Regions from separate parts of the Homo sapiens genome. Here region 2 is linked to region 1. Evidence: chromatin loops called from intact Hi-C (ENCODE). Cell type or tissue: heart right ventricle. All regions are shown on one strand. Links, peaks and the distances in the headings refer to the core of each region. The heading gives the core; the rest is flanking DNA. Region 1 overlaps IQSEC1 (IQ motif and Sec7 domain ArfGEF 1). Region 2 overlaps IQSEC1 (IQ motif and Sec7 domain ArfGEF 1).

Region 1 (14,496 bases), core at 4,198-12,197:
ACCCCACCCCTCTTTATACCATAGAGAGATTCTGGAAGGGCTGGAAAAATGGTTTTTCAAAATCACTGATTCTCATCTCTAGTGTGCTAGGAGAGCTCAGTATTTAAAGGAACCCATCAGCTAAAGATTTTATTTAAAAAGGAGGCGTCAGGCTGGGCACAGCAGCTCATACCTGTAATCCCAGCTGAGGGATTACAGGTGGGAGGCTGAGGCAGGCAGATTGCTTGAGCTCAGGAGTTAGAGACTAGCCTGGGCAACATGGCGAAACCTCATCTCTACTAAAAATATAAAAAATTAGCCGGGTGTGGTGGCACATGCCTGTGGTTCCAGCTACTAGGGAGGTTGAGGTGGGAGGATCAGCTGAGCCCAAGAGTTCAAGGCTGCAGTGAGCCATGATTGCACCACTGCACTCCAGCCTGGGCAACAGTATAAAATCCTGTCTCCAGGGAAAAAAAAAAAAAGCGCTATCCCGTTGGCAAAACGAATGGCCATCCTTGGTATACTTCGGTTTCTTTCCTGGTAGCTTTACCAAAACTGGGGCTTATCTGCATATGAAAATGGGTGGAGAAACTGAGGGAATCTAGAAAAAATACAGAGAGAAAGCTGCAAGGGCTTGCCCTCCTTCAGAACATCTCACCTGGATGTCACTGGCTTAGACACCGTGGCAGGGCCGGGGCTGCATTCCTGGTAGCTGTTGGGGAGACAGCCTGCTGCCTTTTATGTAGTGAGTTCACACCAAAGAACAGCTACCAAGGGAATGCAGGGCCTCTGCTGTAATGAATAGATACGTTCATTTATAATAAGTGCTGGGTTCACCTGTTTTGTAAATGGATGCCATTAAGTGCTCCTAAATCAACAGCGTCTCCTAAGTGAGTTAAACATCCCTTTTTGCAGTCATCTTTATGTTACTGATTTAAACAACACCTTCTTTTGTCCCAGTGGAAGGAAGACCTGACCCAACTCCACTGATTGAGAATTAATGGAGGCAGGACATGTGTGACGTGTGATTCACTGTTTGAATAAATCTGTCATTGAGAATGTGTGCATTCCTGAATGTGCTCAATAACTTCCCAGCATACCTTCCCACCTACTATGTGTTAGGCACTAGGCATCTCAGAGGCTGCAGATGTGGGCCCTGCCCTCAGGAAACTCGGTTGGGTAAGGGGAGTGAAAGTAATTCACAATTGGCGTCAACTACATTCCTGCATGAGTTCACATAATCCTGACAGAAATTCTACAAGGTGCGGATTGTTTTCTGATTTATCACAGAGGCCTTGAAGCCTAGAGAAGGTAAGTAATTTGCACTAAGACACACAGCCCATGTGATGAAGCTGGGATTAGAGCCCAGTAGGCTGACACTCAGCCTGTGTTCCTTGCACTCCAACAGTTGTCCTCAAAGTGGGGTCCTAGAAACAGCAGCAGCAGCAGCCTCAGCTGGGAATCATTTGAAATGCAAATTCCCACCCCCCAGATGACTGTAATACCTGCAGCAGTTTAAGAATCTTTGCACAGGGCCGGGCGCGGTGGCTCACACCTGTAATCCCAGCACTTTGGGAGACTGAGGCGGGCGGATCACATGGTCAGGAGTTCGAGACCAGCCTGGCCAATACGGTGAAACCCCGTCTCTACTAAAATAAAAAAAACTACAAAAATTAGCCGGGCGTGGGGCGGGTGCCTGTACTCCCAGCTACTCGGGAGGCTGAGGCAGGAGAATCACTTGAACCCTGGAGGTGGAGGTTGCAGTAAGCAGAGATTGCACCAGTGCACTCCAACCTGGGCAATAGAGCGAGGCTCAGTCTCAAAAAAAAAAATAAATAAATAAAAAAGAATCTTTGCACAACAGTAAGCCACTAAAGCCACTAAATGCAGTAATAGGAGCAACCTGGTAGACAGGCAGGAATGATTGCTAGCTGGTGGATTAGTCATTCAGGGAAGGCTTCCTGTAGGAGGTGATGCCTGTCTTGGGATTTGTGGCATGAATGGGAATTCACCGGGTGGCCCAGCAGGATAAAGGCATTGCAGGTACATGAAGTGGCAAGGGCAAAGGCTTGGTTAACTTGGAAAATATTCCTGTAGTTCTGCATCTACATGGGGCATGAAGTGTGGGGATGGGTGCGCTGTGGGGCATGAGGCCAGTGGACCGAGCAGGAGCTTCATCCTGTGAGGGTGTAAGCAGGAGTGGGAGTGACCTGGGTTTAGTTTTCCCAACAACCACATAGCACCTGTATACATTCCAATTACTTAACGCTCTTCATTCTATCAAGAAAACTTTATATCTGCTCCACAAGTGAAAAGCCAGCCTCACTAAGCATAAATTGAATTTTCCCATGAAAATAAATCAACAAAAACAAAATGCTGTTATAAACTCCTGCTTTGATCCTGTTATCAGCCCCATCCCTGAGGCCTGCTGTGTTTTGTTTACAACACAGATTAGCAAGCACAGAGAATCCACATGACAGGACGCCGCCAATAAAACAGAAGCATGCTTTTTATATCCTGATAGGGACTGAGATACAAGACATAGTGCTACATGAAAAAGGTAAGCTGAAGAATGCTGGATTTGGGTTACAAAAAAGGCGGACACATGCACGCAGCACGCGCACACACACACTCTAAGATGTCCCTGGACAGCGGTTGTCTCTGGGGAGGGGAATGGGACGTGGAAGGGCGTGGCGCATAGCTCACTGTGTACCCTTCTGTATGTTTAACTGTTGAACCATGACTGTATTACTCCCTATATAATCAATACATTGCATTAAGCCTTTGTGGGTGATAAAGAGACATTAAAGGTCTGTCAGCATGCCGACCCTCCTGTCTGATGTCATCAGAAGGGCGGAAAGAGCACCGGAAGGAGAACTCTCTCTCATGTTCCAGGTGGTATGCTCCATGTCACCAAGAGCTGAGCCTGTGCCTCACCCGGAATCGTTTCGCGGCCTGGATCTCATACTTCCTGAAACCCTGCTTGGTGGGTAACAAGGATCTAAGAATCCATTTTGCGCAACAAGAAACAGCATACTCAAGCGAGAAATGATTTCCCGACTACCTGAGGTGGGGGAAGGCAGCCTGGTGCCAGGGGCATGCAGCTGGAGGCCTCCACGTCCTGTTCCACTCTTCCTGGGAACAAGACTTGGCTGCTGCCCCACTGTGTGCCTCCTGAGCTGTGCAGAGAGAAGGAGAGGCGCTTGGGCCCAGGAGCACCTTCTGCACAGGGCAGGTGTAAGGGGCTGCACCTCTGTTATCTCCTGTAATGCTCCCACCACCCCTTCAAGTGGGCCCTCTTAGTCCATAGGAAACAGAGGCACAGAGGGGTTAAATGACTCACCTCCAGGCCACTCAGCTGGTGGTGGCAGAGCTGGGAATCCAACCTGTTTGCCCATGCACTGGTGACAAAGTCTAGGAGCCCCTGAGCCAAGTCAGCCTTTGGCTGGTACAAGAACCTGACCCCACGAACTAAAAGTCTTCAGTCTTGAGACCCAGACGGACCACTTCAGGCTCCTGGAGTTGATCCATGATGAGCATCCCTCATGCAACACAATCCACAGACAATTGTTTCTCTAGCAATTTCCATAAATAACTGTAATTTATGTGTTAATAGCAAAGATATCAAGGTTTGGAACCCCCTGGAGTGTTAGGAACATGATTTGTAACTACAAACACACAACAATTTGTTCAACATGCCAGCTACATCTTCAGTAATTACTACCCTGGTTAAGGATAATTCCACATTCAATGCCCTGCCATGCACGGGGAGGGGAGATCAGGAGGGAGGGGCTGGGATGGGACCTTGCCTGTGTTCCTCACTTCCTCGAGGCCCTTTCCTCTTCCTAAGAGCCCTTCTGTTCTCTCCTGTTTTGGGCCTCGTCTGGTCCTCCAGGCATTTGGACCTGGTGAGCCTCTCACTGTCCAGCCCTGCCTGCAGGGACCCAAGTAGGGCTGCGTGGATGCTCCTTCCTGGGAGGAGCACTGTGAGCAGCGTGACAACCATGGCTGTCTTAGCCGATCCTGCCTCTTGACCTCAGGAGGGACCCTGCTCCATTATACTCCTTCCCTCTGCACTTTGGTGAGAGGAGCCAATCAATTCTCCCTTCCTCTAAGCAGTGTTCAGGTGAGTTTCTGTCAACTGCAACCCAAGTGTCCTGAGAGATCAATGCAGGATGGAAGCTCGCCTCATCTGATGGATGAACGAGGCCCCACAGCAGCCACTCCAAGGGCAGCAGAGGGGTGAGGCTTGGCGGGGTCGTGCTTAGGGGGAGCAGGAGCCAGCCAGACCTGGGTTTGAATCCTGGCTCTGCCACTTCCTAGCTGTGTTGCTTTGGGCAAATCACAGAAACTCTGAACTTCAAATTCCTTCCCTATAGATGAGGATAGTAATATCTACCTTGTAGGGCTAAGTCATTGATAAAGTTAGCTATACAAGGTGTCAGACTGTGTGTATGGCATTGCCACATTTGTGTTTAAAAATGGGGGGATAACATTTGTTTCTAGGCATTTGCTTATGTATATGTGAAACTCTGGAATCGGACACAAGAAACTAATAACACGAGACATCTCTGGGGGGGAGAACCGGCTGCTGGGGGACTAGTGTTGTTTCGTCACAATTCCCCCGTTCCCTTTCACTCCCCAAGTAGAAACAACAGGGGGAACTTTTCACCATATACCCTTTTGTATCTTTTGAATTGTAAACCATGTAAATAAACATGTTAGAAACATAGACAAAGCTAGATAAAAAATTACCATTAAAATTATTCTTTATCATAAAGAATTGTGAAGTATGATTGTAGAATTAGCTGTGAAATCTCTCTCTCATATATACATGCTAATGCCAGGCTGACAAAGGACACCCGGAAGAGCTAGCTGTGGAGGACCCGCCTCCTGCTGCCTGTCCCCTCTGCAGCAGCTTGGTGAGCCTCGAGTCCGCCATGGGGTCAGGAGCCGGGTGAGACCAGCCCGCATCCTCTTCCCCATCTGCACCCTGAGCACTTGCCTCCTGGCATCCCACAAGGGGCCACTGCTGCCTGTTCCATAGATGGGGACACTAAGACCCCAGGTCACAGGCTGCAACTGGAGATCCCCAGACAGCTCTGGCCCCAGATGGTTTCTGTGTGACCTGAGCTGGATTTGGGGCTTCCTGTGAAAGCTGGATGCACTGCCACATGGGGCCCACATGAGTTCCTGCCTGCCCACCTGGGACTGGTGCTGAGTCACTGTGGTGCCCTGTTAGCAGGTTAAGCACTGTTCTGCCAAAATCCCCCCCATTCTCTTTTGCGCCCCATATTGGAACCCACCATCAGTTGTCCTTTAGCATTTTATCAAACACGCTTAAAAAAAGTATAGGCCAGTGGTTCTCAAGCTTTTTGGTGTCAGGCTCCCTGTACACTCTCAACTGAGGATCCCAAAATTGTTTATGGGTGTGATATCTATCATCATTTACCATATTAAAAAATTAAAATTAAGACATCATCAACCTTGAGACATCTTTATAGCAAAAGCCTCAGTCTATCCACCAACATGTCAGGTGGCCTCTAGAATATTCTACAGCACACTTGTGCAAGAATGATGGTGATAAGGCAAACAACAGCTGCTTGTTGTTATTTAAATGGTTTGAACTCCCTGGACCACACTTTGAGAAACATTGCCATTAAAGAAAAAAATGTTCTTAGCCACAACCAACGCCAGCACCCATGCCATTTGCCTGGCCCCCGTGGGTGTTTAAGTCTAAGCCCTGTTCTAGAAAGAGAGAGAGGAACATGCTCTGGGTCCTATAGGCAGAACTGACTGGGGGGTCCCCTTTCTAGTCCTGGTGGCTGAGGCTGCATGACCCTGCTCAGCACCACAGCTTGCAGCCCCTAGTACTGACAGGAAAGAGCTGCCTGCCTGTGGTGGGGCTGTTGTTGGTCACTTCAGGAAACAAAACAGCATCAGCCCCCATCTGCTGTGTGCCTGCCATGCACCAGGCACTGGAGGAAACCGAGGCTGTTTGAGAAATCACTAGTCCAAACGTTCCCAGCTTGCAAGAGACAGTGGCAAGGTGCGGGCCCAGGTAACCCTGTCCTGAGGCTGCAGAGGGAGGCCCTGGCCGTGGTAATCAACCTTCAGCAAGGTACAGCTGTCTGCCCTCTCTGGGTGCTTGTGCGTGGGATGGAGGGTGAGGAGTGCTATTGCTCACTGGGGGCTCCTGAGGGCCTTCCCCACTGTAACTCACTTGCACCTGCCCCTCCTATGAGACAGGGACTTTATGGCCAGCATTCCGCTGGCCCCAGCTGCATAATCCAGATCTGAACTGGGTGCTCCAGCTCCAGCACCTAAGCCCCATCCTCTGCAAACAGGGGTTTCACCCAACCTTCCCCAGGTTGGGCATGGTGGCAAATTTAGATCAGATTAAAACGACAGCTCAGGGCACAGCTGGTAGAGCAGTCCTCGGAGGGGATGAAAGGTGGCGTGGTGACAACTGCAGTCTGGGTGCTGGCTTGGGGGCGGGTGAGGAGCAGGAGGAAGCATGGCTCACTCCTGGCCTGACCAAAGCAATCCCCAGCCCCACCTCTCACTGGGTTGGTCTTGGCAGGTCCAGCCCACCCACCACCTGTCACCCTGCTGGAGAACTGCAGCCTGGCCTTCCTAGCCCCGAGACAGAGCGGCCAGGATGAAGTGATGCCCCAGCCTTGAGCAGGGTGCCCAGAGGGGGTGCTGAGCCAGCCCCTGGAGCCCACTCAGCCCCGATTCCACCTTCTTGGCTCAGCTCCTTCAGGGACGCCTGGGCTGACCTCACAGGCCACGCTGGGCAATTCCTCCCAGCACCTGGGCGATGCTGTTCAGAGGACAATTTCCCTTTCCCTCTCCCCTCTGGACAGCTCCGTGAGGATAAGAATAAGGTTGTCCGACATACCCCACTTATGCCCAGCCTCAGCACGGCGCCTGGCACAACTAGCTGCTGGATAAATATTTGTGGATGAAATGAATATGCCCAGCTCATGTATGTCCCTGTCCCCAAATCCACATGCCTTTAAAAATAAAGCACCTACCTTCAAGGGGGCAGGCAGAGAGGTAAGGGCCTTTCATACGTGGGTTCTGGGGGATAGTAACATGGTAAACAGATGGTCTGCACAGAGCTGTCCTGACCCAAGGTACAGAGTGCCAGAAACAGCTGGAACTGAGATAGGGACCCAGGCCTTCTCTAAGTCAGGCCATCCTCCAGCCCCCAAGGTCAGGTCCATGGTCCAGTTCTCTCTGAAATTCACCAGGCTGGGTCTAACTCAAGCCGCTCCCATGGATCGGGGAAGGTGTTTGGAGTTTCCTTTCCCCTGGGGTTACCAGCAGAGTCCCTGGAGGGAGATTCTAGACAACTGAGCACAGGAGGACCACGGGGAGATAGGGAGGAGACCCCATGCCTTTGCTAGCGAGCATACTCAAGTCTAGTTTCACCATCCACATGTAGGGCCCCTGAGTAAATTTGTAAAAGGCGCCCTCTTCTGGTGGATACAGCCCCACAGGCCCAGGGCTGAGCTAACAAGAATGCCATTAGAGTGCAGTTGTTCCTCTGCCAACTGCCCTCATGCAGTGCACAACCTGAGTATCTGTACATTTGGGAGTGCCTGGAGTTCTGCCCCACAGGGTGACAGTGACTCTGGGTACCTGCCACCCTCCCAAGACCAACAGTGAATGCTGCTCCTCCTTTCAGGGGGCTGGGAAGCCTAAGGGCCATGCATGCACGACCTGTAGCCACATGGAACCACCTGCTGCCTTCCTGGGGAAAGATAAAGCCCCACCCCTCAGCCCCCTAGGAGATTTACATGGACAAAGATAAGTCGCTTACAGGTCCAGAAGTCACAAGATCAAGAGAAAACATGTTAGCCAGACTTAGCACTGCCTTCAGCTTCCTCCCAGTGCACTATTAACACTTTTAAAGCAATTACATTTTTTTTTTTTTTTTTTTTTTTTTTTGAGACGGAGTCTCACTCTTTCGCCCAAGCTGGACTGCAGTGGCGCTATCCCGGCTCACTGCAAGCTCCGCCTCTTGGGTTCATGCCATTCTCCTGCCTCAGCCTCCCGAGTAGCTGGGATTACAGGCGCCCACCACCACGCCCGGCTAATTTTTTGTATTTTTAGTAGAGACAGGGTTTCACCGTGTTAGCCAGGATGGTCTCGATCTCCTGACCTCGTGATCCGCCCACCTCGGCCTCCCAAAGTGCTGGGATTACAGGCGTGAGCCACCGCGCCCAGCCGCAATTACATTTTTAAGTAGTCAAATTTTTAAGGCAATCAAGACTGCATCCCTACATCACAGGCTTTAGCCCAAGTGGGCTGGGTGAGGTATGGCTTGCTTGGGTCTTGAAGGGGGCACACCCTCAGCCCTCTCACTGAGGCTGCCATACACGCTGGGCTCCCACACTGAGTCAGGAGCCCAGAGAGGGCCAGGGCTGCCTCAAGGTCACCCAATGGCCAGCTGGCAGTCAGGCTGGGCCCGAGTCAGGTCCCCAGGCCCCGCCCTTGCTCTAGATCCAGATCTGCTGGAGCCTGGGGGTGGGAGAGCTGGTCTCCAACTTGGGCCTTCACTGGGCACAGAGACACCGTTCTTTACTGCTTAACAATCCCCCCCCCCCCGCCAACCGTTTGCCCTGTGCCAGGCTGCAGCTTTCCTTAAGTCCTGCTGACAAGGAAAATCTGGTGCCAGCACCCACAAATATGTGTGACTTCTGGAGGGAGGCAGCAGCCTGGGTTCCCCAGGCCAGAGTGGGCGGATTTAAAGGACGGGTGGCAGAGTGGGGGGGGTCACTGGATAGGGGAGGACCAAACTGCCCAAGTATGTCTGGGATGGAGGGTGATAAACGTTTATATGTTTTTGACCAGATACCTGAAAAATACTTTCCATGTTTCTAGGGGGGCACATACATAGTCTTCACTGCATATTCTTTTATAATGTTTAAGATTTTCATCATGGGCCTGTATTTCCTAAGCAAATATTAAATTCATAGATCTAAACCCATACATAAATGGCCCAGGCAGAAAAGAAAGAGACAGGAGCTCAGAATTTCAGAAGATGAAGGGACCCCAGATACTGACCTTCTCTGTAAAAATGAAAGCTAGGGTTGACTGAGTGCCCATGGGCCTTGCCTGTTGGGCCATGTTTTGAAAGCCCTTCTTTACCATCTCATTTCAGCCTGAGCGACCTGAGGAGGGAGATGCTATTACTGACATCTTCCATGCTACAAACGAGGAAATGGAGCAAGGTCACCGCAGGCTGGACCCCTGCGCCCAGGTCACACCCACTGGCCAAGGCTGACAGCATGCTACAGGGAAGGCTACGTCACAGGCTGGGCTGGGAGCTGGGCTGGGACCTGAGGCTCTGGCTCCTGCTCTTTGTCCCGACTTTTTCCCCAGAGGCCTAGAGTTCCCTGGAGCCCCAGGTAACAGCAGCCCTGCGCCAGAGGCAATGTGCCTTGTCAGACAACTGAGAGTTCCCCGGGGGCCAGGAGCAGAGCCTGCAGCTTCCTTGGGGTCACACAGGCAGACTACTGAGATGCAGGTGGCCATCCTCAGCCCCTCTGTGAGCCTCAGTTTCCTCATCTATGAAACAGGTGAATCTTTCCTACCTTGGAAGGCAGGAGTAACGATGGCCCAAGATGAGGTATCTGACACACAGAGGTGCTCAGCACGCACTCATTCCCTTCCCCTCTCCCCTGCCTGGTGAACCCGAGAGTGGGAGGTCGGTCCTCTACTGGCTGCGTCCTGCCAGGCCAGGCATGGGGCACCGCCTGGGGAAAGGCACCAGGGTCTAGGGGGCAGGCTAACGGCTGGCAGTGACCCTCCCACCCAGAGGCACATACTAGGCACTGAAGAGGACGAGGAGCTGGGACGAGAACCAGGCTGGCAGGGTGCCTGTGCGCATATGTGAGCTCATGTGTGCTCCCCACAGGGGACCGAGACCCGGCAGGGGCTTGCTGTGGGCTGTGGCATCTCCCAGATCTCAGCTGCCCCAACAGACCAAGATAGAAGGAGCTTGGGAGGGGACATTTTATTTTCCAGCTAGAGATACTAATAGTGGGGCTGGCCCATCCCACCCTTCCCTTACCTTGGTCCAGTGCTGTGGGTGGGGGCCTCCTGCCACAAACAGCCGCAGCCTGGCTGGCTTCTCAGGCCTCCTCTGCTGCCCACACAGATGAGCTCCCTCAGCCGTCCCCCATCTGGTGCTGCGGCCAGTGCGGGTCATAAACCCTGAGCCCCTGCTTAATCCGCCAGCTCCCGAGTCAGCGCCAGCCAGACACGTGACACTGCAGCCCCACAGACCTGTTTGGCAGGAGCAGCAGCTGGTCCTGCTGGGGGCGGGGAGGGCTGTCCGCCTTGCCCTCGCCCTGTCCCTACCACCTCCCAGCCCACAGCCTGCAGTTGGGCCACTGCCTGCCTTGTAGCGAGAGGTATGGTACGTGCTGGGGGCAGTGCAGGTAGGGAAAAGAACACGGTTCTCACCAAATGGTGCCGGGCCACCTGGGAATGGGTATATGTGTGCACCTGGGGCCGTGCATGTGCACACATGTGCATGTGTCAGAGAGAGAGAGAGAGACCGTAGATGAAAATCTATTCCAGGTGGATTAAAGACCTAATGTGAAAGGTGAATAACGAGAATCTTCATGATTACAGGGTAGGAATGAGTTTCTCAAAACACGAAAAATGTTAATAAAGTGAGAAAGTTGACTACTTGAATTAAGAATTCTGAAATTGAGAAGTTTATCCCAACACCCTGTAAAGAGTGAAAAAGGCAGGCAGGAGGGAGGGAGAAGAGGTCTACAATGTGGATAACTGACGAAGGATTAGAATCTGTAGCACCCAAAGAAGCCTCCAAATCGTAAAGAAATAAAAAGACAGCCCAAGATGGGTGAAAGGCATGAACAGGCACTCCACCAATGATGAAATCCAAACAGCCAATGGACAAACAAAAGATCCCCAACCTCATCGGGGAGATGCAAATTCAAACCACAGCAAGAAACCATTACCCACCCACCAGGTGAGTGAAAACGACAAAGACCGACAATGCCCAGTGTGGGGTTGGGGCAAGGCTGTATGCTTGCTTTACAGCCAGTATGTGCCCCAGAGACAGCTCATGCCATGTGTGCTGGGACACAGGTTCAAGAGCAACAGCCCCAAACTGAAAACAACCCATGTGGTCCATCACAGTAGACTGCATACATAAGCTGTGGCCTGTCGATACAATGAAATACTATTTATTTAAAAGGACAGCTGGGCGCGGTGGCTCACGCCTGTAATCCCAGCACTTTGGGAGGCCGAGGCAGGTGGATCACTTGAGGTCAGGAGTTTGAGACTAGCTTGGCTAACATGGCAAAACCCCATCTCTACTAAAAATACAAAAAATTAGCCAGGCGTGGTGGTAGGAGCCTGTAATCCCAGCTACTGGGGAGGCTGCGGCAGGAGAATTGCTTGAACCCGGGAAGTGCAGGTTGCTGTGAGCTGAGATTGCGCCAATGCACTCCAGCCTGGGCGACAGAGCGAGGCTCTATCTCAAAAAAATAAAAATAAAAATAAAAATAAATACAATAAAAATAAAAGAATGAACAGCAACTTATTGCATAGGTGAATCTCGCAGATGCAACTTTGAGCAAAAGGAGCCAGACCTGAACAAATATCCACAGCCTGTTTATATTCAGCTCAAAAATAATAAAAGCAAAATTATATTGTAAAAAGCTGTTCCATAGGTGGTACGACAGGAAGGGCAAGAGGGACATTATTAGCACAAAGTCAGGATGACGACAATCTCTGAGGAGCAGGCTGGGGAGGGGCACACGGGGGCTTTGGGCAATGCTCAGTCTCTTGACCCATGCAGTGGTCACACGCATGTTCTTATTTTTCTTTAAGCTGTGCATGTTTGTCCTTGCACCCTTCTCTATGACAGGTGACCACATTTAAAATAGAAAGGTACATGTGATAAGGGTGGGGAAAGGCATGGACTCCAAGCTGTGACTGCAGAGCCACCAGGCAGCAGCATCCGAGCTAGAAGGGCTCATCTTGCTCTCTTATGTCACAGACAAGAACTGAGGATCAGAGACAGGAAGGAACTTGCCCAACGATGCAAAGCAAGTTAGAAGCCAGCAGGGCCAAGACTAGAATCTAGGTTAGGCAAAGCCCAAACCAAGGCTCTCCTCTCTGGTCTCTTTGGAAGAGTTCTTCCATTGCAAATCACATTTAACACCAACTGGAGCAGATGGGTTGATTTTAGCATTTAGCACTCCAAAATTATTTTGTTTGCTTATGTATTGTGGGTCTCTTGCCACTAGAATAAAAGCTCCCGGAGGGCATGGCTTTCGGTCTCTTTTGCTCCAGTGGTAACCCCAGCACCAAACTGAAAATCTGGCACATAGTAGGTGCTCCATAAATATTTGCTGAATGAGTAAATGAATGGAGCTGATGCTTCTATTTGCACTTTCAGATCCTAGAAATCCCTGGTGGCTTCTGTGATATCCCAAAGGAGAAAACAGAAAAACAACTGTATGATACTGACACACTTTCACAGAATTATCTTCATAACTGCCTTAGGAGGTGGGTACCATCATCACCCCATTTTAAAGAGGAGAAAACAGGGAGGCCTAGTGACTTGTCCAAGGTCATGCACAAAGCTAGGAAGCTGACAGCTGGAATTCGAACCCAGCCCAGCTGCCTTCAAGCACCCCTAGGATCACTGAACTGGAAGCACAGAAAGGCTGAACCCCATCCATGACTCTGAAGCCCCCAAAAGGCTGGCTGGCCCTGGGCCACTCCACACACCTGAGCTTACCACGATCTGTGGGATTCAGTCCCTCTTGTCCTCACCCGCCCTCAACCCTCCTGAGTGCTGGTTCTGACTTCTAAAGTGTTTTTCCGGTCTCTTCCAAACTCGCAGCCCCCAGTAAGGAAGCCTGGGTAGGGATTAGGTCCCCCATGATAAAGATGGGGAAGCTTTGGTTCAGGGAGGGGAAGGGACTTGTCCAGAGCAACAAAGAGTCCGGCTCTCTGACCTAAAGGCCTCCTAAGTTAGAGTGACAGACAGAGACCCCAGCTGCTGCTCAAGGATTAGCCATAAGATGCTCAATTTTCTTCCTGGTTCCTTTTATACCAAACCCTCAGTCCACTTGGATAAGCCCCAAACCTGGTCCTAGTTCAGCATCTGGCTGAGCTAAATAATGAAATGCTCCCATAATACCCCTCGGCACTTGGCTTTATTAAAACACGTTGGCACTTTTAGGATTGTTACAAACCTGTGTTACTATCCTGATAGCTTTCCACCAAGTCCTTGGATCACTGAAAAAATAAATCATTGGCTGTGGGAGTCTTGGAGCTAAAATGGTCCTGCAGGGCATCTCAGCTAACTGAAATTTGTGAATCCTCCACCTGGCCTCACTCCACACACCGATGAGGGAAACTCACTGCCTTCTAAGGCAGCCTGTTCCTTGTTTGGATTCAGCTCAGTCTCAGTCAGGCACAACAAGAACTTATATCCTCCCCTGGCACTAGGGATGAAGTAATGCCTCAGGCCCCACTCTGCCCTCAGGGAGTTCACAGTCTGGAAGAAGAAATTGTGTAAGCACAACTGGATAAGGAATGACGCAGGCCAGGGTTACCTTCTAAAAAGACAGCAGGTAAGGCCCAAGCTGTGTGTACAGAGGTCATTAGCTCCCACAGCTGGCTTTCTATGCTGTCACACACGGCACGCAGGGATTTATTTGGGTCAGTCTGGACTCCGCGCACTTGAGTCTGAAGCCCTTCCCAGAGGAATGCCACCCTGAGGGTGTCTGGGTACACAGACTGGTAAACTGCTGGGGCTCTGGGGCAACCGAGCAACGCTGAAAGGACAATCAATGGTGCAGCATCCTACATCATTCCAGCTGGCCTGTGGGATTGACACTGTTTTAATATTATGCTTCGAGAACCATCATACAAGGGAATGATAGGTTTGTGGTTTTGCAGACGAAATGGGAAATACATGTGAAAGCCCCTGTGATCAGGTCTGGCATGGAGTAGATGCTTAGAAAAAAATGCTCGCTGGGTTTGCACTGCAATCCTGCTGGATTAGAAAGCCACATACACAGTTCTCTGAGTCACAGTTCTCTAAGTCACTGAGAATTTAGCAGCCTGCTTCCTGCTTTTCCAAACTGACGCTTGCTATGATGGCCCCACTGAATAGCCCCGAGGCAGGGGGTGAGAGGGAGTCTGGAAGACTGGTATATTACCAGGGGTCTAAAGTCAGTCCCTACCTGCGCCCTGCTTTGCATCGCCCTTCTGTTCAGTGATAATGGTATCCCCGCGGGGAAGATTCAGGGACTCAGGGCAGGATTTGCCAAAGAGGTATCATGGATGAGGGTGATGAAGGATGAACGGAGTTTGCCAGATGGCAGGGGTGGGGTGTTCCTTCCCGCAGGAGCCAAAGCAGGGCGAGGCGGGGGCCCAGTGGAAAGGCAGGGGGCTCCAGAAAATGCTGCTCCCACAAGCAGGTTTGCATCTCACTGCATGGTGGTA
Region 2 (14,496 bases), core at 2,050-10,049, 62 kb before region 1:
TTTCCTCCACATCTCTTCATGGTCGATAGCTCACTTCTCTTTCGTGCTGAGCACTATTCCACTGTCTGGAGGCACGCAGTTTATTTATCCCTTCATCTGCTCAAGGACGTCTGGTGGTTGCCACATTTTGACAGTTTTGAATGGAGATGCTATAAGTATCCGTGTGCAGGTTTTTCTGTGGGCCTAAGTTTTCAGTTCTTTTGGGTAAATATCAAGGAGCACAACTGCTGGATCATATTACTTTCTGGCTTTCAAACTATGTGAATATCCATTCAAAAAATAAATTAAAAAATTTAAGAACAAACTTTAATAACAAGGAAAGACTCCTGGACTGGCTTCCGTGGTGAGCTACTCCGCCTTCACAGTCCTCCAGCCCCCAGGGCTCTCCCGCTGCGGGACCCACTGGACAAACTGCGCTGACCCACTCCAGAGAGGATGTGTGTTGGGGAGGGGGTGAGGATTTCCCTACAAAAAGGACAAGCTGTCCATGCACTCGGCACAGAGCACCAGGCTGGCTCCAGGAGTCCAGGGACCTGCCTGGCCTCAGCCATTTCTTGGTTGATGTGACCCTGGGCAGGTCCCTTCCTTCTCTGAGCCCTGATCACCCATTCTGAAGCATGAGGAAGATGAGAAAGAATGTCCCTGAGCTCTGGGCTGAAAAGGGGTGACTTGGTGGGGACAGCCCAGGCTTGGGAGACAGAACCTGCAGCTCCCTTCTTGGGAATGGGGTGCACAGCCCCTTCCATGGGAAGTGGGGAGGCTCCTGCCACCCTGTCATCCAGAGAACTGGCAGTACTGGGTGCAACCATGGACAGGACCCACAGAGCCACTGCCACTGAGGTACAGACTGGCCGCCACCTGACTCAGCAGCCCTGCCCTGCCAAGCCTTCTCTACTCTAGGCCAGTCATTTCTGGTTCCTCCTGCTATGTCTCATCCAGCATATCCCAGATGACGTGCAGGAGGTTCTAAAGTAAGAAAAAAAAAACCTGGCCAGGCACGGTGGCTCAAGCCTTTAATCCCAGCACTTTGGGAGGCCAGGGTGGGAGGATCACTTGAGGCCAAGGAGTTCAAGACCAGCCTGGGCAACATAGTGAGACCCTACCTCTAGAAAAAATAAAAATTAAAAATTAGCCGGGCATGGCAGTTCGCGCCTGTGGTCTCAGCTACCTGGCAGGCTGAGGCAGGAGGATCTCTTGAGCCTGGGAGGTCAAGGCTGAAGTGAGATATGATTGCACCACTGCACTCCAGCCTGTGCGACAGAGGAAGACCATGTCTAAATAAATAAATAAATAAATGTAAACAAATTATAGAGACCCTCAAACTGTCCCTGGGCTGCCAGAGGGACCTCTAAATATAAATAAATACATGAAGTAATTAAAACAAATCAGAGACCCTCAAACTCCCCCTGGGCTGCCAATAGCATGCAGCACACAGCTGGCTTTCCTGGAGGCGATGGCCAGCCTGCATCAGGGGTCATGCGGAGGTCTGTGAATCCTAGAAACAGGCTTGGCCCCATGAGAAGGGAGGCTCAGGATGAGAGGCCCCGGGTGGATGTAGAGGAGGCCCGGCCTCCTGGCTGCTGCTTGGACACCTGGGCCTGGGAGTACATGTTGTACCATCAAAGTGTCCACTGGTGGCCCTCGGGAGCTCTCAAGCTGCCTTGGTTCCCAGGAACTACAGACTTGATGGACTTGGGGCCTGCGATGCCCCTCAGACCTTGCAGGAGGCCACGTACAGTAACTGCTGGGTGCAGGGAATGGCTGTCCATGAGCTCTAAGCCACGCCCCAGCCTGCTCAGCGCCCCTTCCTGCCTCCCAAGGGAGGTGGCAGAACCACTCAGGTCTTGGAGCCTAGCTCAGGTGCCATCTCCCTGAGGCCTCTGCTACCTGGGTTTCCTGCCACAGCGGCACCCGCCACCAGGGGAAGGGGAGGGCACCTGGAGACCCCGGAGTAGAGCTGGAGCTGCTCCCTGGAGAGTGACACTGTTCAAGGAGAAGGGACGGCAGAACCGCTGTTGAATAAACTAAGAATGAACAGCTTTGTCAGCTCCACACGCTCTTAGAGCCAGGCTGTATTCACACTGGCTCTTCTTTGCTGTTACAAATAGTGACAACCTTTCCAAGGAACCCTCAGCCCCTGTTTTCAACCCACCCTCAGCTCTTGCAGCCAGGGTTCCCACAGGGACTGAGGGATGCGGTGCCTTCCTCCTTCCTTCCGGGGACCCTGGGGCACACAGGGGACACACTGGGCTGGCACAGAGCCACTTGGGAGAAGGTCACGGCCTTTTAGTTCCTTTCCTGTTTCTGATCACACAAGGATGCCTCGCTGCCTGTAGACTCCGCACCAACACCTCCCAGCACATGCCCACCTCCCTGAGGGCAGGGAGCCGGGTCTGCACTCCAGTGCCAGCAGCCGGAAGCCGCACTGGGCTAGAACTCAGCAGCACTGCTTTCTTTTCTTGCAAAGAAAAGAAAGAATGTATAATTACTTTCTACATGTGGCAAATGCTACTCATTCTCCATTTACAGTAGCGATATCAAGTCCCCTTTTAAAATATATACTTTTAGGTAAAGACACAAAGAAAAAGGCCAGTTTCATCCTTCAAGGACAAGCTAACAGTGTCACCTTCTCTGTGAGGAAGGTTTCCCAACACCTCGAGACCCCGGCCTGTGTCATGCAGCCTGTGTCCCACGGGGGCTCCTCTAAGGCAATGCTCTTTCCAGTCATCTGTGCTCCCCAAAGGCCCCTCCATGCCAGACCCTGGAGTGCCGGAGCACAGCTCCCCAACTGGAGGTTGCCTCACGCCCCTTACATCTGGGGAGGGCCTGGCTGGGGCAGGTGCTGGAGCAAATCTGTGGCTGGCCGACCGCCTGAGACAGCTCACCTCGGAGGTTCTTGATGAAGTCCTCTAGCTTCATTTTCCGCTCGGGCTTGACATTGGGGCTGTACATGTCGGTGTTCAGCAGGATGATGGCGAAGGCCAGGATGAAAATGGTGTCTGGGTTCCGGAATTGCCGCACCACCCCAGGGTTGCAGATGCAGTAGCGCTGGCTGCGGGCCGGGAGGGAGGGGGTCAGGGCCATGGCGCAGCAAGTGACACGGCCCCTCTCTCACCCGCTGAGGCTGTCATGTGCCGCTAAGCCTCAGCTCCTGCTTCTGGTGAGCGAGGATCACACCTGCCTGTCGGAGTTGGCCCTGACTACTCACTTGCCCTCCTCACTCTACTGTAGTCCCTCCTACCTGGATTTTAGCCGGGCACATGGCCGTCCTGGGGAGGACTACATTTCCCAGCTCCCGGGAGCTCAGAGTAGCCACACCACCACATTCAGCCCATGGGATGTGAACACATGTGATGTGAGTGCCTGTAAGGCTGGGCCCCTCTCCCCGCTGCCTGCAATGGGGACATCACAGTGGGTGTCAGGCCTGCCCTCCGGGACCTTGAGGTGAAAGCAGCCAGGGGCACCTCCACACCAGCTCAGAGGGAGAAGCACTCTGCCTTGTCTCAGCCATGGCTACTGAGGGGCCTCAGGTTCAACAGCTGTGGACCGACTGCTGCAAGAACACCCCCCTGCCTTGGAGTCAGCCCGCTTGCCACTCCCGCTGCCACCCCAGGGGCCCCTCCACTGGTGACCTCGTGGAGGGGCAGGTGACAAGAGGCAGGGACAGAGTAGAGGAGCCAGGCAAAGTACCGGGACTGAGGCTCAGGAGCCCAGCTTAGTGCCCTCCCCTCCAGGAAGCCGTCCTGGAAGGAGGTGGGTGCACCTTGCCTCCCGCCAGGGCCCTGGGGTTGTCCTCCCTCTGTGTCCTCGATCCTCCTGGCCCCATCACCAGTGTGGAGCCCAGAGGGCTGGGTCAGCAGCTGACCTGTGCCGCCCACACCCAGCACCAAACATGCAGGCTTCTACACTGCCAGTCTGCACGTGATCCCAGAATGGATGACTGCGTAGTGACCGCGAGCTCACTGTTGTGTCAGGAACTGGGCTAAGTGTGCCCACATGTCCTGTGTCATTTCATCCTTGCACCTCTTTCTAGGGTATGTGCTACTGTTATTCAATTTCACAGGTGAAGAAATGAGGCACAGAGAAGTTAAGTAACCAGCACAGGGCCACAGAGCCGGTAAGTGGTAGAGTCGGTGACTGAACCAGGCATCTGGCTGTCTGGCTTGTGCTCCGAGTCACTGTGAATGAGCAAATGAATGACTAGATAGATGGACTTGTGGATGAATGCAGAGCTTGGGGGGAATTAGAGGAAGAGCATTCAGAATCCTGATGTGAACAGCCAGAATCCTAGCAGTCGCAATCATAACCTCTTTCAACTTCAGTTTCCTCATCTTCACAATTAAAATAATCGGTACAGTCTTCTCCACCCCCACCACCTCACAATGGCTGAAAGGAGCCCGTCACAGTGCCTGGAACGTAGGAGGAGCCAGTACGATCACCCCCAAAGCAACATTCAGGGACACCTGGCCCTGTCTAGGGATGGTGGGGATGCAGTCTTTGGTCCATCCTCGGGCCCTGAAGCTGGGGGACACCATTCTTCCCTGATGCAGCAGCCCCAGCCAGCCCGGGCCCCACCTGAACGCCTCTATGAGCCGCTCCACTTTCTGAGCCTCCCCTTGGACACGGATGTGCGCCTGGAATTTCCTGAGGGCCTCATCCAGCTCCATGGTAGAGAAGTCCATCTCGTCCACGACGCAGCTGGAATAGAGACAGACAGCCCCGCATAAGCACCCCTTGCAGGTGCGACACGCCCAGCCCACCCCCAGGTGGTGGTGCCTGAAGCCCTGGGAATGGACCGCCTCCTGGCAGGGAGAGCCCCTGCCTGACTCCGACCAATCAGCCAAGAGCCCTCAGAATGCAGCAAAAAGACCTCCAGTCTTCTGGGGAGCCCACAAAGCCCCTGGAACTGTAGGGAAGCGCGTGTGCCTATATTTATGCTGGCAGTTTTCCCAGTGGGGCAGAGCATATGGTTATCTGGATCAAAGCCCTTCCCAAGAGACAAGCATTTTTAAGCACAGCCCTCACCAGGCACACAGTGGACGCCACTGTGAGTCTCCTCTCCTTCTGCACGGGGTTGGGGAGTTTGCTGCCATTTTCACAGTGAGGAAAGGGGCGCCCAGGGTGTTGACTTTCAGAATAAGCCTGTTCTCTTGTGGGGAGAGTATCGGGGTGGTGGGCTGGGTTTTGCAGATGCTTTTCCAGGGACTTGAAAGGGCCATGCACCCTCATCTGTGGGGCAGGGCCTGGAGGGGCGGCTGATGAATGGTCTCCACATTCTTCCCATGGCCCTGCCCCGGCACACCCTTCCAGTCCCTCCTATGGTGACCCCTGAACAGAGAAGATGGAGTCTGCACCAGGAGCCCTGAGGCAGGCTCCAGCTTCTGGCCAAGCTCCCTAATGATGCTGCGGTCACTCCCATGGGGCAGAGAGAGGCCTGGCCACACAGGGCCTGACCCCTCTCCCAGGGCCATCTCCACATGGGGGCGATGCAGCTGCTCCCACCCTCCTCTGAGCGCTCAAGGCCTCCTGGGGCAACAGCCTTGGAGGTGACTTCGGAGCAGTGGGGAGAGGGCAAGCAGGGAGCAGGCAGAGGATTTGCTGAGCAGCAGGAGCAGCGGCCCTGCAGATGCCTGGTGTGGTGGCCCGGGGGAGCCAGCCACTTCCTGAGGCCACTGCTATTTTCTGACCTGAGGAAAACAATGTGCGGATTTCCTAAGGACCAGGGACCGGCTTGGAGTGGGGAGTCGGGGCAGCATAGGAATGGCTGCAGGGGATGGGGGTGGGAGCTGGGCATTTACCAAGGAGCTCATGGGCTTTCCCCTGGACCTTTCCTCACGCCTGCTTCAAAGAGGGGAGGGGGCAGTAGCCACCCTAACGATACAGCAGGCTTCTCCAGGTGCTGAGCAGGGAGAAAGATGCCCAGCCTGTGCATGCTTGGCAGACCAAGGGCACAGATATTCTGCTGGTGCCTGCCATGTGCTGGCCACACTTAGCCTCCTGGGTGTGGGACGGGGACTACATGAGTGCCGTGTATGTGAGTCTGCGTGTGTGGGGATGTGTGCCCAGGCCAGCCCCTCCCACTCTGAGCCTTGGTTTCCCCACCCATGAGACAAAAAGGGCGACGGCACCCTCTGCCTCCTAGGGAGAAGCAGCAGAGATGGCAGGCGTACTGGCCAGCCCCAGGGAACGTGAGGCCTCGTGCTCCAGGGGCTGCTGCTCCCGGGCACCTTCTCCCCAGCCCTCGTTGGTCCCCTCGGCTGCACATGGGCAGGGCTGGGCGGCTAGAAGGGACTGCCCCTGGATGGCCAGCACTTCACCCTGCTCTGAGTGCTCTTCCTGGCCCACCCTTCTGGCTCAGGGAGTTGGGAACCCATTTTTCTGCAGGCTTTCAAGTAGCCGGGAGTGCTATGCTCACCAGCTCTCTGAACTGAGAAGAGCTGTGGAATCAGGAGGTGGGGGCAGGACGCACAGCCCCAATATCCCAGCCGGGAGAATGAGGCAGGGGCAGAGCGTGGCACGGGCCGCCCACGGGGAGGCAGGTCACTTGATCTGACTCCCCACCACTCTCCCCAGGGGTGAGTCAGGAGCAAACAGGGCATGCAGTCCATGCAGGAGGACAACAGCCAGGCCAGGGGAAGAGGCCCTGACGTCCAGCTGCCTGCTCCTGCCAGCCCTGCCATGAGAAGCTGCAGGAACATGGGTCACTGAGGGCTGTGATGCTTGGTGCTGGGTTGGATCAACCGTGCTTAGGGATGGAGGGAAGGGAGGGGCCAAGGGTGCATGCCAGAGGGTGGGCGGACAGGCAGTGGGGTTCGCATGTGGGATGGTGCATTGGAGGGCAGGTGCCCACCTGCGTGCTGGGCAGATGTGGGGCATCTGCATGTGTGTGTCTAGGACTTAGGAAGAGAGAAAGGGGGGCCCACCACATGTCCCAGCAAGTAGGGTGGGCCTGGCCCTGTGTGTGCCCACGGGTAACACAGGGTGCGTGAGGGCGTGTGTGGAATCAGGTCCCCCACCACCCCCATGCAGAACTTACTCGAGCACGTCACGGTTGAACTGCTTCTGCCGGTTGCCCAGGAACTCGCCGATCATCTGCCGGCTGAGGCCCTTGCGCTGCAGCAGGAAGTGGGCCACCCCGACGGGCGTGTCGGGCACAAAGCCACGCTCGATGAGGTACTGGACTCCCTTCTCAGGCTTCCTGGGGTAGGACGAGAGGCACACTCAGTCCCAGCTGCCCGGCCACCAGCCAGGCACCTGGAGGGGATCTCCGCTCAGTGGACGGTCGACATTCTCCCTCCCTGCCCACCTGCACCGGCCTTCATCCCTGTAGGCATTCAGGGGTCTCTAGTTCCATCTCCAGCCTGGGTGGGAACTCAAGAACCCAGGCTGGCACTGGAAGACCCTGGGCTCCAGGCATCCTGCCCTGTCCCAAAACCCAAATATGGGGGACCTGGTACAAACACCTTCACCTAGACTCACCCAGACCTTGTACAAAGAATGGGCTGGGCTGGCTGCAGGGGTGCTTCTGTGGGAGCTGGAGCTGGACCGTCACTCCCCTGCCCTGCCTGCAGCCCCTTCTCGGCTGCCGGGCACTGGCCCCAAACTCCCGCACACACATTCAGAACTGGGTTCCCTGTCCGGCCCAACTCCCTGCTCCCCTCAGTGTGAAAGCCGCCATGCCAGGCTGCACTTCTGAGCAGACTGGAACCCTCCCCGCCTGCCAACGGGTAATAACAGCAACCACAGCACCGGCGGGGAGAAATCGCTCTGTGCCGCCGCTGTTGAGGCGCCCTGTGCACACTAATTCACTCAATTCCCACTCCAGGAGGTCAGCACTCTGGTTACCTGCGGTGCTCAGGAGCCCAGACTCGGGAGCCCAACAGCCATATAACCTTCCAGGGGTCCTGGCTTCCCCTGCTGTAAACACTGAGGAAGTAGTCAGATGCCTGCAACGACGCACTCAGTAAGCACCGTAAGAGGTTTCTATGCCGAGTCCTAATTCATGGGAGGGTGATGAAGGTGCAGGAAGGCAGCATTTCTAGCTGGAGGTCACAGCACCAGTGGCAGGGCTGGCCATGCAGGGCTGAGTGTGTCCACTGGAGACCAGACCCCCAGAGCATGGGTCATTCCACTGGCTCCAGCTTCTTGGTGCCCAAGGTGTGTGCAGAACCAGGCCTGGGCAGGGATGTGCATAGGGCACGGCATGTGTGTCGTGGGCTGATGGGGCCTAGCGCCAGGCCAGAGCACACCAGGTCTGCACCTGGCCAGGTGTCTGTAGGGCCAGGCAGGCTGCAGGGACATGGCACTGACCTTGCTGCTCACACCAGCCCTGGGAGCAGGCCCTGCCCCGCTGTGGCACTCCGGCCGTGTGAGCCCTGGCAGGCCCCTTCTCCCTTGGGGCCTCAGACGTCCTGCCCATCTTGTGGTAGGTCTCTTGCTTGGCTGACCTGGCAGGGTGGTCCTGGTGGTCAAAGGGAGAGATTGGGCCAGGAGTGGTGGCCCACACCTGTAATTCCAGTACTTCAGGAAGCTGAGGCAGGTGGATCACGTGAGGTCAGGAGTTCCAGACCAGCCTGGACAACATGGTGAAACCCCATCTCTACTAAAAATCCAAAATTGGCTGGGCGTGGTATCTCACACCTATAATCCCAGCTACTCAGGAGGCTGAGGCAGGAGAATCATTTGAACTCGGGAGGCGCAGGTTACGGTGAGCCGAGATTGTACCACTACACTCCAGCCTGGGCGACAGAGCAAGACTCCATGTCAAAAAAAAAAAAAACAAAAAAGGAGACAGGCTGGTGTGAGAGGGCTTTGAAGATGGCCACATGTGACCCTGAAGGATGGGTGTCCTCTCTGGAGTTTGCCAGGCCACTCAGGGAGCTGTATGGAGCCATCAGGCCAGACTGGCTCCATGTCCCCTTGGACGGAGTCCTCAGAGTCACCGAGGGCTGTCAAGTGGTTGGGGACACCCTCCAGGGACACGTGCTTCCTCAAGAGTCCATGAGGAGCCCAGTGTGGCTTGGGCCCCCTTGCCTCATGGCACACCTAGAACCTGTGCTAGGGTGTAATCGGCCAGGTCATCCACTAATTAGGGGGCCGGGCCTGACCCCTTGCCCCAGCAGGTAGAAGTCAGCATTCTTCTGTCCCCGGGGTGGGGGGGATGGAGATGAAACCGGTGTCCACCTGCCCCATAACCTGCACAGTTCCTGGCTGACAGCAGTGCCCTGCAGACACCGCATTTCCATGTGCAAGTGAAAGGAAGCCTCCTGGCTGCAAGGTGACCCTGCTATTTTTATCCCAGGATGGCCACACCCGTAAGCTTGTCCCCAGGAGTGTGGCAGGGAGCAGACACCAGCCAGCTTGGTCCTGGCACAGAAGTGGTAATGGAGTGGCCCCGGTCCCTACCTGTCCCAGGGACCCAGGATGGAAGGACCAGGGTTTCACTATTCACAAGATCACATGCCTCGCTATGATTCGGGGGTCTCCAAACAAGAACTGCTCCAATGCCCCAGGCCTCTACAGCCAAGGCCAGAGCAGATTCTGGGTCCTCACCATCCTGCTCCATGCCAGCACCAGCCCACACCCTTCTCTCCCTCCCTCAGCTTCCAGGTGAGGGGTCGCCATGGCTCACCTACAGTTGGGTTTTCTTTGGCCCACACACTGTTAACAAAAAGAATTCTAGTTCGTTGCCAGTATTTAAAAACTGGAAGAGTGCACAAAAAATCTGGATTTCTGGCTTCTGAAAAATCAGACCTTCTGGCGTCCCTGGGCCTATGCTCCCTGGCCTCCACGGCAGTGAGTGGGGGAGCCGGGCTAGGCTCCCCGACCCCTGCTGCCTGGTCCCTTCCCCACACAGGTGCATGCTCTAACTCCACCCAGGCTGTCTGGTCCCTTCCCCACATAGGTGCATGCTCTAACTCCACCCAGGCTGTCTGGTCCCTCCAGGCCACCGCTGCAGTGACCAGGTCCAGGCCCAGCCGGGTCCCGCCTTCTGCCGCTGCTCTTTTTTTGCCCCCATCCACCCTCTGATGTGGATGTGCCACATCCAGGGACTTCCAGGACAAGGCTCCTCGGCCCTGGAGGTGCTCAGAGCACAGAGGGAAGAGGGGAAGGTGCTGTGGGAAGCGGGCACGTGGGCTCTTCAGGATTAGGTGAGCACCATGTGTCTGCTGGGCCAGGCACCTCTTGGTGAACACTGGCTGGGAGTAGGCCGTGGGCCCCTGCGGGTGCAGCTGAGAGGCCTAGTCTGTGCAGGGGGCAAGGGACAGAGACTGAGGTATCAGGCAATTTTCTGGGAAGAGGTGACAGTGAGGACAAAGGTGCTGAGGTGGGTGGGGAGACCTGAGAGGCTATTCCAGGGTTGAGCACAGGGACCCTGGGGGAAGGCGAAGGGGGTAGTGGGGCGGTGGGCAGACTGCACTGTACAGCAGGCCATGGAGAGGGGTCTGGCTTTCTCCCGAGTGGGCTGAGAAGCCCCAGTGTGAGGTCAAGAGGGTGGTGATGGGGTCCTAAGTCCACAAGAGCGATGCCATGCTGGGGAGATCGTGGGCCAGGGCCCAGCTGGCAGCTGAGTGAGGGGCTCCTGTGGGCACCTGGCCATGCTGCAGCAGAGGTGGGAGGGGGCCGGGTTGAGGACACAGTCTGAGGGCAGAGGTGTCAATATTTGCTGATGGATCTGGGTGGGGGTGGCCGAGGTGGGGGCGGTGGAGGTAGGAGCAAGAAGGACAAGGAGCAGTGAGTCCAGGATGGCGTCAGCTTTTAGCCTGAACCTAGTGCGGGCGATGGATTCCACCCGGCAGGCCTCAAGGGCCATACCGCAGAAGTGAGGATGCTCAGTGAGGGGGCCTAGGCCGGTGATGAAGAGCTCGCTGCTGACCTGAGGGGAACTAGGGAGAAGCTGCAGCTGGACAGCCAGGGCCGGCTCCAGGGTGGGGCTGGGAGTCTCCGCAAAGCTCCCTGCAGGAGTGACAGGCCCTCAACAGCCTCCCTGACAGCAGACGGCCAGGGCACTGGGCATTTACTGGTGGGAATCCCCTGCCATTGGGACCTTGCTACCCTCCCCTACTCCTAGCCCGTGTAATGAAGCCCTTCCTTCCCCAATCAGTCCTTGGTGGCCCTGCTGGGTGGTGAATTCTCCATCCACCTGTGCCCTGCCTCACAGAGTTCCACAAGGTCTGCCAAGCATCACACAGGTCGAAGGTGGGCCTTTGGTGTGGCCTTGGACCCCCACCACCTCCTCTCCTGGCAGGACTTTACTTTCCCGCCTGCCCTGGGGAGAGGGCTGCAGGACATGCTTCAGCCACTGAACTGTGAGCTGAGGGGTCTGTGTCACTTCAAGGGGGAAGCTGTGCGGTCCCCTATGGACACCCACCTCCTTCATTCATTCCACAAACATTTATTGGGCACCTACCCTGGCTAGGTGCTATGCTAGCACAGTTATGGTCCCCATCGTCAAAAAACATGCTTTCTAGTTAGAGAGGGATACAGACGGAGATAAAGTCCAAGAATACAGAAATATGCTACAGTACAAGCATCAGGGGCATGGCTGGGAGAGTCAGAAGCCCACACTTCCGTCTCAGCTCCACTTCTGGCTGGGCGACCCAGGGTGAGTGAACTTAGCCTTTCTGTGTGTCTGTATAATGGGGATGACAGCAGTTCACACAATGGTTACTGTGAAGAATCCATGAGTTCGTACTCATAACGTACCATGCCTCAGGCCTCAGAAACCATTTCAGGCTTCACAGCTGGAAGGAGAGGCCTGGGCTAGAAGAACTCACCCGGGGTGATGCCACAGAAAGCTGGGACGGCATCGACTTCAGCTGGAAGGGGCAGAAGGACGGGCAGGAAAGCCCACCCTGACGAGATGGCATTGAGCCTGGGCAGAGAGCCAGGAAGAAGGTCCCTGGTGGAGGGAACAGCCAATGCAAAAGCCTTGACAGGTAACAAAATGGGGGCACAGAAGGGTCAAAAAACTGGCTCCAGGTTGCCCAGCAAGATGATGGGTACCAGGACTTATAATCCACGCTTCTGCCCCAGAAGTCCCTAAAAATTCCCTCTACCCTCCGGATGCCCTTCCTGCTGCTGAAAATCCACTCCGTCCAACTCTGCAGTCACCCCATTCCCACAGTCCCTTTGTGTATACCCGTTACTCTTTCTTTAGCTCTTCTTGATTCCACCCTGTAAGGACCCAGCATTAACAGGTGCTGCCTGCAACATTCTCATCATCTATACCTGACCCACCTCTGTACCCCCGGCCCTGCTGCCCCCTAAAATGCCCCAGCAGGCAGTGTAGTCGGAGCCTCCTGGCTCCATCCCTGCTGTGTGCTCCCAGGTCTGGCCTTAGCTGCCTCCTCTAAAGCTGGCTGAGCCAGCTTTTCCTCACATCAGATGACGATTCAGATTCAAGTGTGACAGGTAAGCACAGACTGCACCAGTCACTTCCTGCACACGCATCTCTCATCGTCTTTCAGCGGCAAGCTGAGCTGCTGGTGGGAAGAGTGAGCTGTGTGAGGCTCTGAGGAAGAGCTGCTGCAAGGCTGTGGATTGCACGTGGGGAACACCTACCTGCTGGAGCAAAGCACTGAGTGCTTACCCTGGTATTTTCCCAGCAGGGGTGTGCAGGATCCAGGAAAGGGTTCTCTCTCTCTCTTTTAAGACCCAGGTCTCACTATGTTGTCTAGACTGGCCTCAAACTCCTAGTTTCAAGTGATCCTCCCGCCTCAGCCTCCCAAGCAGCTGGGACCACAGGCATGTGCCATTGTGCTTGGCTCCAGTCCTTTTTAACTGTTCAGGATGCCTAAGAGATGTGGAAGTGGATGGATGCCCAAGCACCTAGCTTCAGCCCCCAGGTTTCCCAGCCTACCCTCCAGCTCAGGCCCTAAGACCTAGTGGGCAGATTCTACTCTCTGCTCCAGGCCAGTCAGAGCCCTGCATCCTGCTTGCCCAAGTGGTTCAGGGAGAGGCACAAGAGCCAGAAGGAGCCGATGAGGGGAGGAGAATCTCTCTTCCTCCTACTGGGGTTGCCTTGAGGTCAGACTACAGGCCTGGGGTTCTCTGATGGCCCTCCTGCCCTGGGTCAGGGAGGATCTGGCAAGGGGCAGGGCCAACCCTAAGCCAGATGGAGCCAAGAAATACCCGGGACTTTTCAGGTCCGTGAACCAGTAAAGCCTCTTTGCTTAACCCAGTTTGATAGAGTTCCTGTCACATGCAACAGAGAAGGCCATGATTAACGCAGAGACCAACACAGGGTTTGGAGTGCCCGAGGATCTCCGTGGTCAGAGGTCTGAGCCCTGGTAACTGTTAACTGCTTGTGGGGGTGAGGATAGACTCACCAACTTCAGCATTCGGAGAGTCCCTGCACACCTGAAAATGCCCTTCCAATGCAGCAACCTAGGGTCCTGCAGAGAGGTGCCACTTCCAGCCTTTCCCACACTGCCAGGGCCAGCAAGCTCGCCACCTCCGGAGGCTGCCTGCTCCACCAGCTCTGACTTTTACACGCACTTTCTGGTAGCGTGAACCCAAGTGGCTTCCCTGGTATTGATCCCAGAGAGAAGGCAGGAGAATCACCCTCTGAAGTGTGGCAAGCACCCCCTGCAGGGCTTCCCTTGGCACTGTCTTCTTCTCCAAGACTCAGCACCAGCCACCTCAGACCCAGGCCAGGGCTCGGGATCCTGGGCTGCGGGTAGCATCAAGGGCCACAGGCCACAGTGGCCTGTGTCTAGGGGAGAGGGGTCCCAACCTCCAAAGACCCAGCTCAAAGTGCTCCTAAGAGAGCCCATCCTTTCCATCATCAGCACCACAGGCTACGGGAGCAGCACTGCACATCCTCTGGGCCCAGCACTTCTGGTGTGTGGCCTTGAGCTTGGGCCTGGGCTCTCAGCCTCGCTGCCTGCACCTACGCTTCCCAGGATGGCTGTGGCGAATCAGTGAGACAATAGGCGGAAGGTGTTCGGCATGGGGCCTGGCGCTTGGTCCAGGCTCTGCACAGGCCGGCTCTGCTCACTGCTATTTTTATCAATGACAGCAGACACGTTAAACACAAGGAGCACAGAGCTGGAGCATGCAGATCAGGGGTACTCTCTGAGCCCTGTTCCCACAGGTGGAGGGGAATGGCCCCCTGGGGGCGCTGGAAGGGTGAAACAGCCACGCTCCCTGCAGGATCCCAGTGACAGCATCCCCTGCCTCCCTTCTGCAGTAGCTCCAGCAGGTGGATGGGACCCGAGGCTGCTGGGCCCCAGGGGCTGGGCGCCGAGTGTAGGGGAGGCCAGGTCCACAGAAGGGGGCTGCCTCCAGGTACAGGGCCCTGTGCTGGAAGGGCCTCAGAGGCCCCTGTGGAAAGCTCTTAGCCAAGTAGTCCAACCACACTGTCACACCAGGTGGCCACCCAAGCCCTGCGTACATGTTTCTCAGAGACAAGCTTCTCACTCCTTTTTGAGGGTGCCCGTGTCATCATGAAGCAGCTCTGGGGCCAAGGATGCTCTTGCAGAGGTGGGAGAG

Evidence for each region. Peaks named below come from ENCODE experiments on the same cell type or tissue, not always from the same donor. Only the 100,000 strongest peaks of a DNase experiment are listed, where the experiment ranks them.
Region 2: it touches region 1 in a loop (2.2-fold over the local background); 32 of 110 quality-filtered maps call a loop at or near these places.

Annotation. Positions count from the first base shown.
Region 1 is chr3:12,976,905-12,991,400 of GRCh38, forward strand. The region is part of intron 1 of IQSEC1 (IQ motif and Sec7 domain ArfGEF 1); the gene reads right to left. Among named protein-coding and RNA genes, the nearest start is that of IQSEC1, 89 kb to the right of the region's middle. RefSeq lists an enhancer at 2,146-3,345 and a silencer at 5,803-5,852. In heart right ventricle, for the core only: CTCF peaks have their summits at 7,466 (motif pointing left) and 7,666; a DNase peak (open chromatin) is centred at 7,467; H3K27ac peaks cover 2,818 bases.
Region 2 is chr3:12,917,545-12,932,040 of GRCh38, forward strand. It overlaps IQSEC1 (IQ motif and Sec7 domain ArfGEF 1), which reads right to left. Exons shown (of 14, transcript NM_001134382.3): 4 at 7,037-7,198; 5 at 4,576-4,698; 6 at 2,886-3,052. All of the region lies in intron 4 of LOC105376956 (a long non-coding RNA gene), which reads left to right. Among named protein-coding and RNA genes, the nearest start is that of LINC02022, 40 kb to the left of the region's middle. RefSeq lists an enhancer at 10,031-10,530. In heart right ventricle, for the core only: a CTCF peak has its summit at 5,621; a DNase peak (open chromatin) is centred at 9,284; H3K27ac peaks cover 5,302 bases.